Linked DNA regions of Homo sapiens: regions 1 and 3 are each linked to region 2. A link is a contact called in ENCODE Hi-C or POLR2A ChIA-PET data. All regions are on one chromosome and are shown on one strand. The core of a region is the stretch at or near the end of the contact, and the rest is flanking DNA. Distances in the headings are between cores, read along the strand shown. Region 1 has its middle 31 kb from the start of LINC00895. Region 2 holds the start of MRPL40 (mitochondrial ribosomal protein L40). Region 3 has its middle 10 kb from the start of LINC00895.

Region 1 (4,125 bases), core at 892-3,391, 170 kb after region 2:
GATCCTCCTGTCTCAGCCTCCCAAATCATGCTGAGATTACAGGCATGAGCTACCAGGCCCGGCCTCTCAACTCTTTTTTTTTTTTTTTTTTGAGACAGAGTCTCGCTCTGTTGCCCAGGCTAGAGTGCAGTGGCACAATCTCGGCGCACTGCAAGCTCCACCTCCCGGGTTCACGCCATCCTCCTGCCTCAGCCTCCTGAGTAGCTGGGACTACAGGCGCCCGTCACCATGCCTGGCTAATTTTTTTTGTATTTTTAGTAGAGACGGGGTATCACTGTCTTAGCCAGGATGGTCTCGATTTCCTGACCTCGTAATCCGCCCACCTCAGCCTCCCAAACTGCTGGGATTACAGGCTTGAGCTACCGCGCCCGGCCTCAACTCTTTAAAGTAAGATCTATCATCCCCATTTTACGGACAGGGGAACTGAGGCTGGGTTCCTGCCGCCAGCGAGTGGGACCCCTGGCCTTTGAGCCCCGGCCCTTCCCACCACCCTCTGCTGCTGGGGCTCAGCCCTCGGGCACGTGGTTGTGTTAATGGAGAGCCATGGCCATGACTTGGAGGGCCCGGAGAGCGTGCACATCATGCCTGCTTCCCATGATGCCCTGCGAGGTGGGCAGAGGCCGGGGGTGCTCAGGCCGAGCCCCTGCTACAGCAGATCTGAGGCACCAGCAGGGACTGGCTAGGTCCTCCCAGGCAGGCCAATGTGCCCGGGTCTTGGGCCTCTCTCTCTCACTCCTCACTGCCTCTCAGCTGCCCAGGCAGCGTCCCCTGCAGAGCAGCCCTGGAGCCTGGCCCCAGGCTGTGTTGCTGCCTCTTGCCCCCATGGGGCTGCCTCTGCAGGGAGCCTGAGTCGTTTCCTCCCTGGGCAGGTTTCAAAATGGCTAAGTCCAGTGGAGAAAAGAATGGCTCAAAGGGACCACAGGCTTGAATTTGAAAAAATAAAAATGCTCGATGCCAAAGCGTAGACGCACATTTATTTGAACGACTTACACTTTGACCTGAAACAGTTTTTTCCAAATTGTTTTCCACAGCGGTAATCTCTTCAAAATGAACACATGTGAGGTCTTCGAATGTATGTTAAAGGCCAGTATTTGTTTTTTTTTTTTTTTTTTTTTTTGCTTTGGAAGAACCGACCTCATCGTTTGCATGAGAACCTGATATTCTTGGTCCTCTGTACCTTTTGTAACTTCCTCTGAATGAGAGGAAATATGGTTTCCAGTTATGTTTAATTTACTTTAAACAAATCAAAGCACAGATTTCTACTTCCTGCCTGTGTAATACTTGACTGCAGGCAGCTTCAAAGGGCAGAATCACTGTTCTTGTGACTGTGCCTCTGTCGTGTTCTGTTATAAACAGTTCAAAGCTCTGCATTGTACAGGAGCGCGCGGAACAGCATGTAGAGATCTTTTTCTCTGTAGTGGCGGCAGAGCTGTGTGTGCCCTTTTGCTTTGCCTTGTGCTGGTGGTGGATTAAGTTTAGGTTTTCATAGAATATATATTTATGTAGAGACTCAGAGTTTATTTTTCCTGTTTTCTCCAGCACTGCTTAACTCATTCTCTGAAATGTTTATCACAAATGGCAGGTGGGGCTCAGAGGATGTCTCTATCTTTGTTCCTTGGCTTAAACTGGCAGGTTGTTGTAAAGGGCAGTGGGAGGGAAAGAAAACTAAGGGGAAACCAAATTACTTATTTAGGGCTTGATTTTCTGGCAGGTGAATTGGGCTTAGGAAACCCCACCTAGATTAGCAGCTGTTCCTGACCGGCCCCTCGCCAAAGCTGCACCCCTGGGTGGTGGTGGGGGCTTCAAATTAGGGTGTCCCAAGGGCTGGATTGTTCCAGCAAAGGTGTTCCTGGATTCCCAAAGCAAGTTCACTTGTTTTAGGAACAGTTCCCTGAGGCTCTGCAGGGGCTGCTGGGCTGCCTTGTCTCCCCAGGTCCATGACGCCAGGCCACCATCCATGCATCCTGTTGTGTGCTGGGACGGGGTGCCAGATGCTGGCATCCAGGAACAGAGAGTGGATTGCATGAACATGGCTACCATGCAGTTGGTTCTCTGCTGCTGGGGTGCAGGCACCTGAAAGACACGGAGGAGCTAACCCAGCTGAGAAGGGTGTGTGCCAGTCAGGACCTGGGGTGCAGGACACAAACATCACACCACTGGGTTGCACAAGACTTGGAGGAGGGGCCCAGGAGGATGACATCAAGGTCTGGAGGGGGTTGCTCAACAACACACCTGGATGTGCAGTGCAGGCATGGCACCTGCCTCTGCAGCAGGGCCCAAAGACTCGATGGGGCTGCCATGTGGCCTGATGTGAGTTGGAGTGAGGCTGTGACCCCCGGGTGAAAGCTGCAGCCTGCATGCATCGATCACAAGCGAGGGCTGGCTGTGTCCTCATCCCAGGAAGGGCGGGGTGAGGGCCTCACCACAGTGTGGGCAGGGCCCACTCACGCCCTGGGAAGTGAATCAGGAGGTGGCAGCAGGCACTGGGGCTCTCTAATCTCTTGCCCGTCTTTGTCCAGTTATTGTGAGAGCTCCAATTCCCTGTTCTTATTTCTCTGAAAGTGCTGATAAGATGGGTACAGAATAAATCAAATGCAAAGTTACGTTTCCTGGCTTAGGAAGCAAAAACCTAAGTATAACCTTGGAAGTGCTCCTGGGTACTCCTTTCTTTCCCCAAGGTGATTTTTCCCTCTTAAACACATTACAGTAAAATACATACAACATTCACTACTTTAATCATGTTTTGTTTGTTTGTTTGTTTGTTTGTTTGAGACAGGGTCTCGCTTTGTTGCCCAGGCTGGAGTGCAGTGGAGCAAGCACAGCTCGCCTTCTGGGCTCAAGTGATCCTCCCAAGTAGCTGAGACTACAGGTGTGAGCCACAGTACCTGACTGATTTTGAAAAAAAATTGTTTGTAGAGATAGGGTCTGGCTATGTTGCCCAGGCTAGTCCAAACTTCTGACCTCAAACTATCCTCCAGGCTGGGACTCCCAAAGTGCTGGAATTACACACGTGAGCCACTGTGCCTGGCCCACTTTAATTTTTTTTTTTTTTGAGATGGAGACTCTGTCACCCAGGCTGGTGTGCAGTGGCACAATCTCGACTCACTGCAATCTCCACCTCCCGGGTTCAAGTGATTCTCCTACCTCAGCTTCCCTAGTAGCTGGGACTATAGGCATGCGCCCCATGCTTGGCTGATTTTTTTTGTATTTTTTAGTACCAACACCATGTTGGCCAGGCTGTTCTTGAACTTCTGACTTCAAGTGATCCACACATCTCGGTCTCCTAAAGTTCTGGAATTACAGGTGTGAGCCACCGCACCTGGCCCCACTTTAACCATTTTTAAGTGCATTAAGGACATTCACAGTGTTGAGCAGCCAGCACCATCACCATCTCCAGAACGTCGTCATCTTCCGAGGCTGAAACTCTGTTCCCATTGAACACCACCTCCCCACTCCCCATGGCTGTCTCAGGAGCTGGCCTGAGCACTGCTGCCCTCAAGGTCACTCTAGAAGTGGAGCTTCAGTTCGGCCCCCACTTCCTGTGGCTCTATCCCTGCAGGTGTGCCCGGGATCCAGAGGTGGCCCCATGAGGCCTTGTCCGAGCAGGTCTGGCTGGACCCTTGCTCCTCTTGGAGCTGGGTAGGGCTGGGTGGGCTGCGTAGGGATGTTCAGGGCAGTGGTCACCTGTTGCCCAGCTCTGGGTGGAGCCCTGTCTGAAGACAGCTGTTCTTTTCTAAAGAAAGAAGATCTGTCAGACGTTAGTCATCTGCACCACTGTCACAGCTGACGTTGATTGAGCTCCTGTGTCCTGGGCACTGTCCCAAAAGCCCCCTGCATGCAGTTCTTGCCATTTAGTACCTTTTGTTTTGTGTTTACTGAATGGATACAGCCGGAAGCTAGCTAAATTTAACTCACGCCCTCGACTTGGGTGGAGGTGAGGAAGGGGCTTTCTGAGGCAGGGAATTGGGTGAGGGCTTTATTTTATAGGCATACTTTGGAGATAGTGTGAGTTCAGTTCCAGACCACACTGCAGTAAAGTGAATATCATAATGAAGTGGGTCATATGAATTTTTTGGTTTCCCAGCACATATAAAAGTTATGTTTACACTAAACTGTAGTCTATTA
Region 2 (4,267 bases), core at 1,471-3,970:
GGTAAAGCATTTTAAAATAAAAATTCTATCAGACCTTCACACAGTAAACTAGTTCATAATAACATTTTTCCTTTCCTAATCACAAGCATCATAATTCATAATTACAATATTTGTCCAGTTCTCCAGGGAAAGATCTGCACAGTACACATCAGGAAATGCTCTTGGAGATCAACAGGAGAAATGAAACTAAAACTCAAGGCTTCGGCTTTCATGCACAGTAAACCTAACTTCATCTTGATAAATTATGAAAACCTCAGCTTTCTTACCTGTTTTAGCCAATATTTATCACATACCCATCATGTGGAAGAGGTTGTTCAATGCAGTAGGGCATACAGAAGGGACTGAGGCAGTCCCTACCCTGGGGGCATATGGAAAGTACCCTCACACCTTCCATGCCAGGCAAAACACACAGACAGTGATACAGCACATCTACCGGGGTAACTCAGGATGAACAGTTTCAAAAGAAACACGTGAACCTAGTCCCTGAAAAATGGGAAAGATGTCACACAAGATGGAAGGAGAGAGAGGTGGCAGGAGGAGAACACACACATGATCAGTTCAGTTTAGTTGTGGTAGTAGAGAGCATCCTGGGACCAAATTCAAAACGAAAAAGCCACATGTTAAAATATCTATTCTCGCTCCTAAAGAAAACGGTAGCACCCTGTAGTCGCACTGCAAAGTAGAAATGAGGAACAAGACAGCATCAGGGTGACCCTTTGCCTGTCAACAGTCAGACAGGCCAGAATCAGGCCCTGGGCTGGAGGAGTCTCCCTGGGTTGATTTCTGTGCTACAGTGCTGTCAGCAGAGTGGGGTGGGGGAGGGGGAGGCGCGCTTTTTTCATCTACCCGGGGAGCAAACACCAACTCCTGCAGCAGTTCTGCCAACAAGGCAGAACTATGACGAAACTGATTACCACTAGCCTCTCTGTATCAGAGTCAAGATATGGGGTGGATGAGTCCGTTCCCCAAGGGTGTGCTTTGGAGCCACTGCCACAGAGCTAAGAAGCCCCTCTGCTAGAACACACCTGTGCCCTATCTGCCCAACCCTAGTTCACCCTGATGTCCCAGCTCAGCATTAATCGTGGATCCTTCGCGGGGGCCCGGGGCCCCCAAACCCTCCTATTTAGGGACCACAATTCCCCAACTGGGGGCACTGTCCCCAGATCCAGAGGGGCAGTAACAGTCCCTCTTGCAGATTTCGGATCTTCATCCTGCCACTGAAAGGCCACAAGGGGGATTTCATCCCGGTTTCACCTTCAGGACCGTCTGAGCACTTCTCGGGCGATGCAGACCAGTGGAAGGCACTGGCTGGCACCAAGGCCCGCTCCTGGGAGCCAGGCCGCGGCCCCTCCAAGGACCACAGGTGGGCAGCGGAAGACTCAGAGCAAGAGCCAGGGGCGAAGATGGCCCTCGCTGCGGTCAACCCGGAGCACGTGCTGGGGCTCACCAGCCTCTCCGCGCTGAGGACAAAGTCCGCTCCCGCCGGCTTCTTGGCTTGGGCACCGGGTACCGGGCGTCAGGGGCGAGACAGGCAGGACTTGCGCGCGCCCCGACTCGACTCCAGACCCCGACCCGACTCCGGGCTCGGCCTCCCGCGACCCCTGCGCGCACTCACCATTGTGGTTGACCCAGGTCGGCTTCAGGAGCTTCATTGTTCGGCCGCCGCCGCCGCCGGGCTGAGGCGAGCGCCGGGTCCCTCAGCGCGCCCGGGCCATGGAGCCACCGCCGCCGCTTCCTCCCGCGCCACCCGCCCTCCGGCCGCCGCCCGCCCCGCGCCCTCAGGGCCGCCGCGCCATCGCCGGCCCGCGCCCCCCTCCGCCGCCACAGCCGCCACCCGCGCTCGGCCGCCGCCGCCGCCACCACAGCCGCATCCCCTGCGCCGCTCCTCCTCAGGCGGCTCCCGGGCAACGCCGGAAGTCACGGCGCGCACCTGCCAAATCGCCCCGGCGGGAAACCGCTCCCCACGCGGACTGGGCCGCCCCGGCTCCTCCGCTGGCAGGGGCTTCGGGTCGGGCCCGGGCGCGGGCGCCCCAGAAAGGGCGGTTCGCCTGGACGGCGGACAGCGAGCGGGGCCTGCAGTTGCAACCCGGGCCGCCCGCAGAGGCAGGCGGGGCCCAGGTGGCGTGGACCGCCCGTCACCAGCTCTGCCTCGCCAGTCTGAGTCCGACTTATTAACTAGCTTCCGTCATTCATCAACACGCGCTATTGGGCATCTTGCGAGCGCCGGGCTCCGCGCCGGCGCCGGAATGCGATCCGGGCTTCGGACTCGAACGAATGCGGGGGACGAGCCAACCCTGGTGGGGGAGGCTGGGGCGGACGCGTTTATTAGAAGATCGGGGCCGTTTGCCTAGACATGAACATTTGGACTCGGAGGAGCAGAGGGACGCCCCCTCGGCCGCTCCGGCTGCACTGCGGAGCCGAGGCCCGCGCGAGGGCGCAGACCGACCAACCGGCTAGGGCCTGACTGGCTAGACTGTGCCCGCTGCAGAGGCGCGCTCCCAGCACAGGGCGGGGACGGAAGGGAGGACCCCGAGCCGCGTGAAACGCAAGGCCCTCGTGTGTGCGCAGCTGACACCCTAGGCGGGGCTGCGTCGGGGGCGGGGACAGGCGCGTCCCAGCCCACGCAGCCGGAACGCCTGAGCGCTGGGCGCCTGGTCTGCCGGACCTCAGCAGGGGGCACCGCGGGCCGGACTGTGGAGGGGCGCACGCCCGGAAGCGGCGAGGGTAGCCATGACGGCCTCCGTGCTGCGAAGTATCTCGCTAGCCCTGCGCCCGACTAGCGGGTGAGTGCGGACGCTGGCCGGATAGCGGAGTGCCCAGGGCGCGTGCGGGGTCTTCGCGACTGTCCGCCAGGACTCGCCTGTGCTCCCTGCTCGCCTCCCAGTCCACGAATATCTCAGGGATGAGCCATCTGGTCGTGACTCTTATGCATGAAAATCTGAGCACCCTGGCGAGCAGCGGTCCTGCTTAAGTCCTCTGTGGTCTGAACGAAAGATTTTGAAAAACCTTCCACGTTGACCTTGCTGTCATATCAAGTAGTTAGAAGTGCCCCGGGTTTGGGAGCATTGCAATTTTTTATTTTCCTGTGAAGTGGGAGAGAATCAGATATTTATTTATTTATTTGAGACAGAGTCTCGCTCTGTCGCCCAGGCTGGAGTGCAGTGGCGCGATTTCGGCTCACTGCAACCTCTGCCTCCCGGGTTCAAGCAGTTCTGCCCCGGCCTCCCGAGTAGCTCGGATTACAGGCGCCCAACACCACGCCCGGCTAATTTTTGTATTTTTAGTAGAGACGGGGTTTCACCATGTTGGCCAGGCTGGTCTTGAACTCCTGACCTCGCGATCCACCCGCCTCGGCCTCCCAAAGTGCTGGGATTACAGACGTGAGCAACCGCGCCTAGCCTGGAGAAGCAGATATTTATACATACTCTTGTATCTTTCAGGCTTCTGGGAACTTGGCAGACGCAGCTTAGAGAGACTCACCAGCGAGCGTCATTGTTGTCTTTCTGGGAACTCATTCCCATGAGGTAAAACTCAATCGAGGGCCTGACCTCTGGGGGTAAAGGTGTCAGTCTATGTGTAGAGAACAAAGCAAGAATGCTGGATGTGTGGTTTGCAAAATTAACAGCCTACAAAGTTTCTCAGTTAAATTTAGGCCGATGCTTTTCTGTTTTTCCAACATTTTCCAAACCATAGATTGTTGTTTGTAATTTTTAAAATTTGAGCAGTTTCTCAAGAAGTAAGTATTCTCCTTGAAGGGATTCTTGTGTGTTTTAAAGGACACAGCTTAAGTTTCTGTTTCTCCATGACCCTTCCTCTTCCCTGCCCATTCGGAGGCCCTGGAGAGTGTGGGGAAGATGCAAGTATTAAAGGTATTTCCATCTGGCACTCTCGACTCTTTGTAGATACTTGATTCAGTCAATCTTGATAGTAAAGGATTTGATTTTTCTTTTTTTTTTGAGATGGAGTCTCACTGTGTCACCCAGGCTGGAGTGCAGTGGTGTGACCTCGGATCACTGCAACCTTCGCCTCCTGGGTTAAACTAATTCTCCTGCCTCAGCCTCCCAAGTAGCTGGGATTACAGGCGCCCACTACCACGCCCGGCTAATTTTTGTGTTTTTAGTAGAGACGGGGTTTCACCATGTTGGATGTTGGTCAGGCTGGTCTCGAACTCCTGATCTCAGGTGATCCACCCACCTCAGCACCCAAAGTGCTGGGATTACAGGCCTGAGCCACCGCACCCAGTCCACAAATCAATTTTAATAGTAAT
Region 3 (3,858 bases), core at 779-3,278, 140 kb after region 2:
TTTGTTTTCTGATTATAAATGTCATGCAAAGGTATAATGGGAGTCCTCTCCTAAAATCCCATTCTCCAGAGATAACATCATTGTTAACATAGTCCTTAAACGTTTTCTTCTATACCTATATAGTATTTTATTATATGGATGAATCATTATTTATAATTATTCCTCTGTGGAAGAACATTTAGGTGCCTGTAAGTTTTCTTCTGTTAAAATATAGCCCTACAGTGAACATTCTTGAGTGTGTGTATTCACTTGTGTGCATTTGTGAGTAGTTTTGCAGGCTGGGCTCCTCCAAGTGGAATTGCTAGGCTAAAGGGCATGTACCTTTTAGAGGTTTTTGTTTGTTTGTTTGTTTGTTTGTTTTTTGAGATGGAGTCTTGCTGTGTCACCCAAGCTGGAGTGCAGTGGCGCGATCTCAGCTCACTGCAACCTCCGCCTCCCGAGTTCAAACAATTCTCCTGCCTCAGCCTCCCAAGTAGCTGGGATTACAGGCATGCGCCAACAAGCCCAGGTGATTTTGTAGTTTTAGTAGAGACAGGGTTTCACCATGTTGGTCAGGCTGGTCTTGAACTCCTCCTGACCTGTAGTGACCCACCCGCCTTGGCCTCCCAAAATGTTGGGATTACAGGCATGAGCCACCACGCCTGCCCAACCTTTTAGAGTTTTAACAGATGTTGCTCCGTGGCCTGAGAATGCCTGTTTCCCCACACTTTCTCCAGCACTAGATTTAACCTAATCTGTTGGGTGAAAAAGGTTGTCTTATTGATGCCTTAATTTACATTCTATCCATGACTTGCAACTTTAAGCATCTTTTAAAATGTTTATTGGTTACAGGCAATCTTCATGAGAACATTGTATCCTCTGTCTGTTTTTCTTTTGGGTTTCCTTTATTTTTCCTTAATGGAGTTGAAACAGTTCTTTGCAGGATCTGGCAGTTGATTGACAGCTTCTTAATTCTAAGAATGCCCCCAACTTAAAAGCAGCCCTGGAGGGTCCCCTTCTTCCGTGTCACCCCCAGTGTCTTGTGTGAGTTGTCACCGGGCCCCACTTGTTTTCCTCTGAAGCATTCTGACAGCTCTGCTCGTGGCCCCTGCGTTTAAGAGACATGCTGGGCCGGGCGCAGTGGCTCACGCCTGTAATCCCAGCACTCTGGGAGGCCGAGATGGGTGGATCACGAGGTCAGGAGATCGAGACCATCCTGCCTAGCATGGTGAAACCCCATCTCTACTAAAAATACAAAAAATTGGCCGGGCATGGTGGCAGGCGCCTGTAGTCCCAGCTCGGGAGGCTGAGGCAGGAGAATGGTGTGAACCTGGGAGATGGAGGTTGCAGTGAGCCGAGACTGCGCCACTGCACTCCAGCCTGGGTGACAGAGAGAGACTCCGTCTCAAAAAAAAAAAAAAAGAGACATGCTGCAGGCCAGGCATGGTGGCTCATGCCTGTAGTCCCAACACTTTGGGAGGCCAAGGCGGGCGGATCACTTGAAGTCGGGAGTTTGAGACCACCCTGGCAAACATGGGGAAACCCCGTCCCTACCAAAAATACAAAACAGCTGGGCGTGGTGCCTGTAATCCCAGTTAACTCGGTAGGCTGAGGCAGGAGAATTGCTTGAACGCAAGAGGTGGAGGTTGCAGTGAGTCAAGATCATGTCACTGCACTCCAGCCTGGACAAGAGTGAGATTCTGTCTCAAAAAAAAAAAAAAAAAGAGAGAGAGAGAGAAACATGCTGCTGCAGAGCACCCCTGCAGTGTTCCCGAGGTGTGAGGTGACAGAGCCCTAGTCTCTGATTCTGTGACAGCTTCAGAGGGTGACACTCTGTGTCGGGCCCAAAAGGGCTCCCCTGGGCTGTCAGTGATGAGCTTCTCTGGTCACCTTTGGGGGGTGCCGTAACCTCACCTCTGTTCAGTTTCTCAGATGGCCAGTCAGGGAAAAGAGTGGCCATCAACATATCATGAAAATGTTCTATTTGAAAATGCAGAGTACAGTTCCTGGGGACACGGGGATCTCCCAGTGCTCGGTGCTTCAAGACCCTGGGCAGTTCATATTAGACAATGTCACAGGAAGGTGTGAGTCATTCTGGGCGGTTGCTAGTGTGCCGTGCCTGTGGGCTTGGTGCTGGGGAGGCCAGGCAGGCTTGGTGGTGGGGAGGCCAGGCGTGGGAGTGATGCTCCTGACTATGCCTTCTCTCCCAGTCACTCCTTTCTGGGTTTTGTTAGGGGAGGGGGTGTCTAGGGCCCAGGCCATCACCAGAAGCTTGGCCCCCTGCTCTTGCTTCTGCCAAACACTCCACAGTTCAGCTGGAAGCGCCCTCAGGGTTGTCCAAGCTGCCTGCAGTTGGTTGTGCCTCCGACTGGCTCTGGCCCCGCCTCCCAGCCTCCGTAGCTGGTTCCTGAGCCCTACTCCTGGGGCCGCCAGCCTCTCCTACTTCCCTCCTCTCTCTCTGCTTGCTTTGCAGCAGCTTTACTGAGATATGATTCACATACCCTACAATTCACCCCTCGGAAGAAGAGTTCTTAGTAGAGTTTTCCATCATTTTTAGTCTGTTCACAGAGTTGTGTAACCATCACCATCCAGTTTAGAATATTTGCATGGCCCCAAAAGAAGCCCAGTACTCATGAATCAGTCACTCCCATTTCCCCCTCACCTACCTCCTCTCTCAGCCTCTCCCAGCCTCTCACAACCACCAGTCTACTTTCTGTCCCTATGGATTTGCCCTTTCTGGACATTTCATGTAAGTGGAATCAGATGGTATGTGGCCACTTGTGTTTAGAGTGGTGAGCAGAGCCCAGGCTGCGGCAGACATCCAGACCAAGGCGGTCTGGGCCAGGTGACAGCCTGGCTAGGGTTTGGCGAGGTCAGTTCCTCCTGCCTCCGTGGGGCCCATGAGCCGCAGTCCCCAGGGATGCATCCGGAGGGCATCAGAGGCAGGACGCCGAGCAAGCTGATACCCAAGGAGTCACAGCCACCCTGGGAGCTTAAAGGGCCGATGCAGGGATTGGGAGGCCGTGGTCTGGGTCAGTTGGGAACTGGGGGTGATCAGGGATGGCCACTCATAGAACCTCTGGATCCTGTAATCTAGAGAGACACGGAACATGAGCTCCCCTGTTGGTGTCTCTCCTGAACCCATTCCCTCAATATAGACACGCTTCTCCTTTGATGTTGTAGACAGTCTGAGATATATTCTACTAATTTTACCAGTTAGGCTTTCCGTGAATTGATGCCTTGTTAAAGTTCTCTAGAGGGTTTTGACATTCATTTTCATTCATTCACATCTTAGGGTGAATTATTTTAATCTAGGTACTTTCTTCCTAACAGAAGAATCAAGTTAATGAAACTGGAAGTCCCTAGTCTCCTTAGATTTCATAATTGGCCTCACAATGTCACAAGAACCCTGATCCTGGCACTCGTCCTATCAGGTGCTGTGCAAGGGAAGCGCTGTGAGTGACAGAGCAAAGCCAGGCATCTTTCAGTCAAGGATTTTCTCTCCAGTTGTGTGCAAGATAAGAAGTGACTGACTCTGTGTAGCCAGGAGGCTGAGGCAGGAGGATGGCTTGAGGCCAGCGGTTTGGGACCAGCCTAGGCAACATAGTAAGACTCGGTCTCTACAAAAAATTTAAAAAATATCCGGGTGTGGTGGTGCGTGCCTGGGGTCCCAGCTGCTGGGAATGCTGAAGCAGGAGGGGATTGCTTGAGCCCAGGAGTTCGAGGCTGCAGTGAGCCATGATTGCACCACTGCACTCCAATCTGTGTGACAGATGAGACCCTGTCTCTTAAAAAAAAAAAAAAACCAAAACCAAAAACAAAAAACCACCTCTCTAGATTATGTTGCTCCTCTGCTCCACACCATGCTGTGGCTTCTGT

The links. A loop is a pair of places that touch in the nucleus more often than their neighbours do. ChIA-PET counts read pairs that join two places held with the same protein, here RNA polymerase II (POLR2A). Pooled maps may share reads with other maps.
Region 1: a map of CD8-positive, alpha-beta T cell shows a loop between it and region 2 (13-fold over the local background). The contact joins the enhancer-like site here to the promoter of MRPL40 in region 2. A Hi-C loop is called at or near these places in 2 of 168 maps with a recorded cell type or tissue (CD8-positive, alpha-beta T cell and naive thymus-derived CD4-positive, alpha-beta T cell) and 6 of 50 pooled maps. POLR2A ChIA-PET finds 5 or more read pairs at or near these places in 9 of 52 experiments (AG04450, CD4-positive, alpha-beta T cell, CD4-positive, alpha-beta memory T cell and 6 more).
Region 3: a pooled map shows a loop between it and region 2 (4-fold over the local background). The contact joins the enhancer-like site here to the promoter of MRPL40 in region 2. A Hi-C loop is called at or near these places in 7 of 50 pooled maps. POLR2A ChIA-PET finds 5 or more read pairs at or near these places in 4 of 52 experiments (IMR-90, OCI-LY7, activated CD4-positive, alpha-beta memory T cell and 1 more).

Annotation. Positions count from the first base shown.
Region 1 is chr22:19,596,275-19,600,399 of GRCh38, forward strand. No RefSeq gene overlaps it. Among named protein-coding and RNA genes, the nearest start is that of LINC00895, 31 kb to the left of the region's middle. RefSeq lists enhancers at 107-649, 1,685-2,185, 2,186-2,686. Within about 2 kb of position 2,142, at least 6 of the 41 ENCODE cell types and tissues checked have a DNase peak (open chromatin) inside an H3K27ac peak, as active enhancers do; they include CD4-positive, alpha-beta T cell and CD8-positive, alpha-beta T cell, where a contact is called at or near this core.
Region 2 is chr22:19,429,825-19,434,091 of GRCh38, forward strand. It overlaps MRPL40 (mitochondrial ribosomal protein L40), which reads left to right and starts at 2,721. Exons shown (of 4, transcript NM_003776.4): 1 at 2,721-2,783; 2 at 3,441-3,524. The coding sequence starts at 2,731. HIRA (histone cell cycle regulator) reads right to left here and starts at 1,909. Exons shown (of 25, transcript NM_003325.4): 1 at 1,616-1,909. The coding sequence starts at 1,652. RefSeq lists enhancers at 376-505, 746-815, 764-1,511 and silencers at 1,796-2,195, 2,486-2,795.
Region 3 is chr22:19,574,888-19,578,745 of GRCh38, forward strand. No RefSeq gene overlaps it. Among named protein-coding and RNA genes, the nearest start is that of LINC00895, 10 kb to the left of the region's middle. Within about 2 kb of position 2,029, at least 11 of the 41 ENCODE cell types and tissues checked have a DNase peak (open chromatin) inside an H3K27ac peak, as active enhancers do.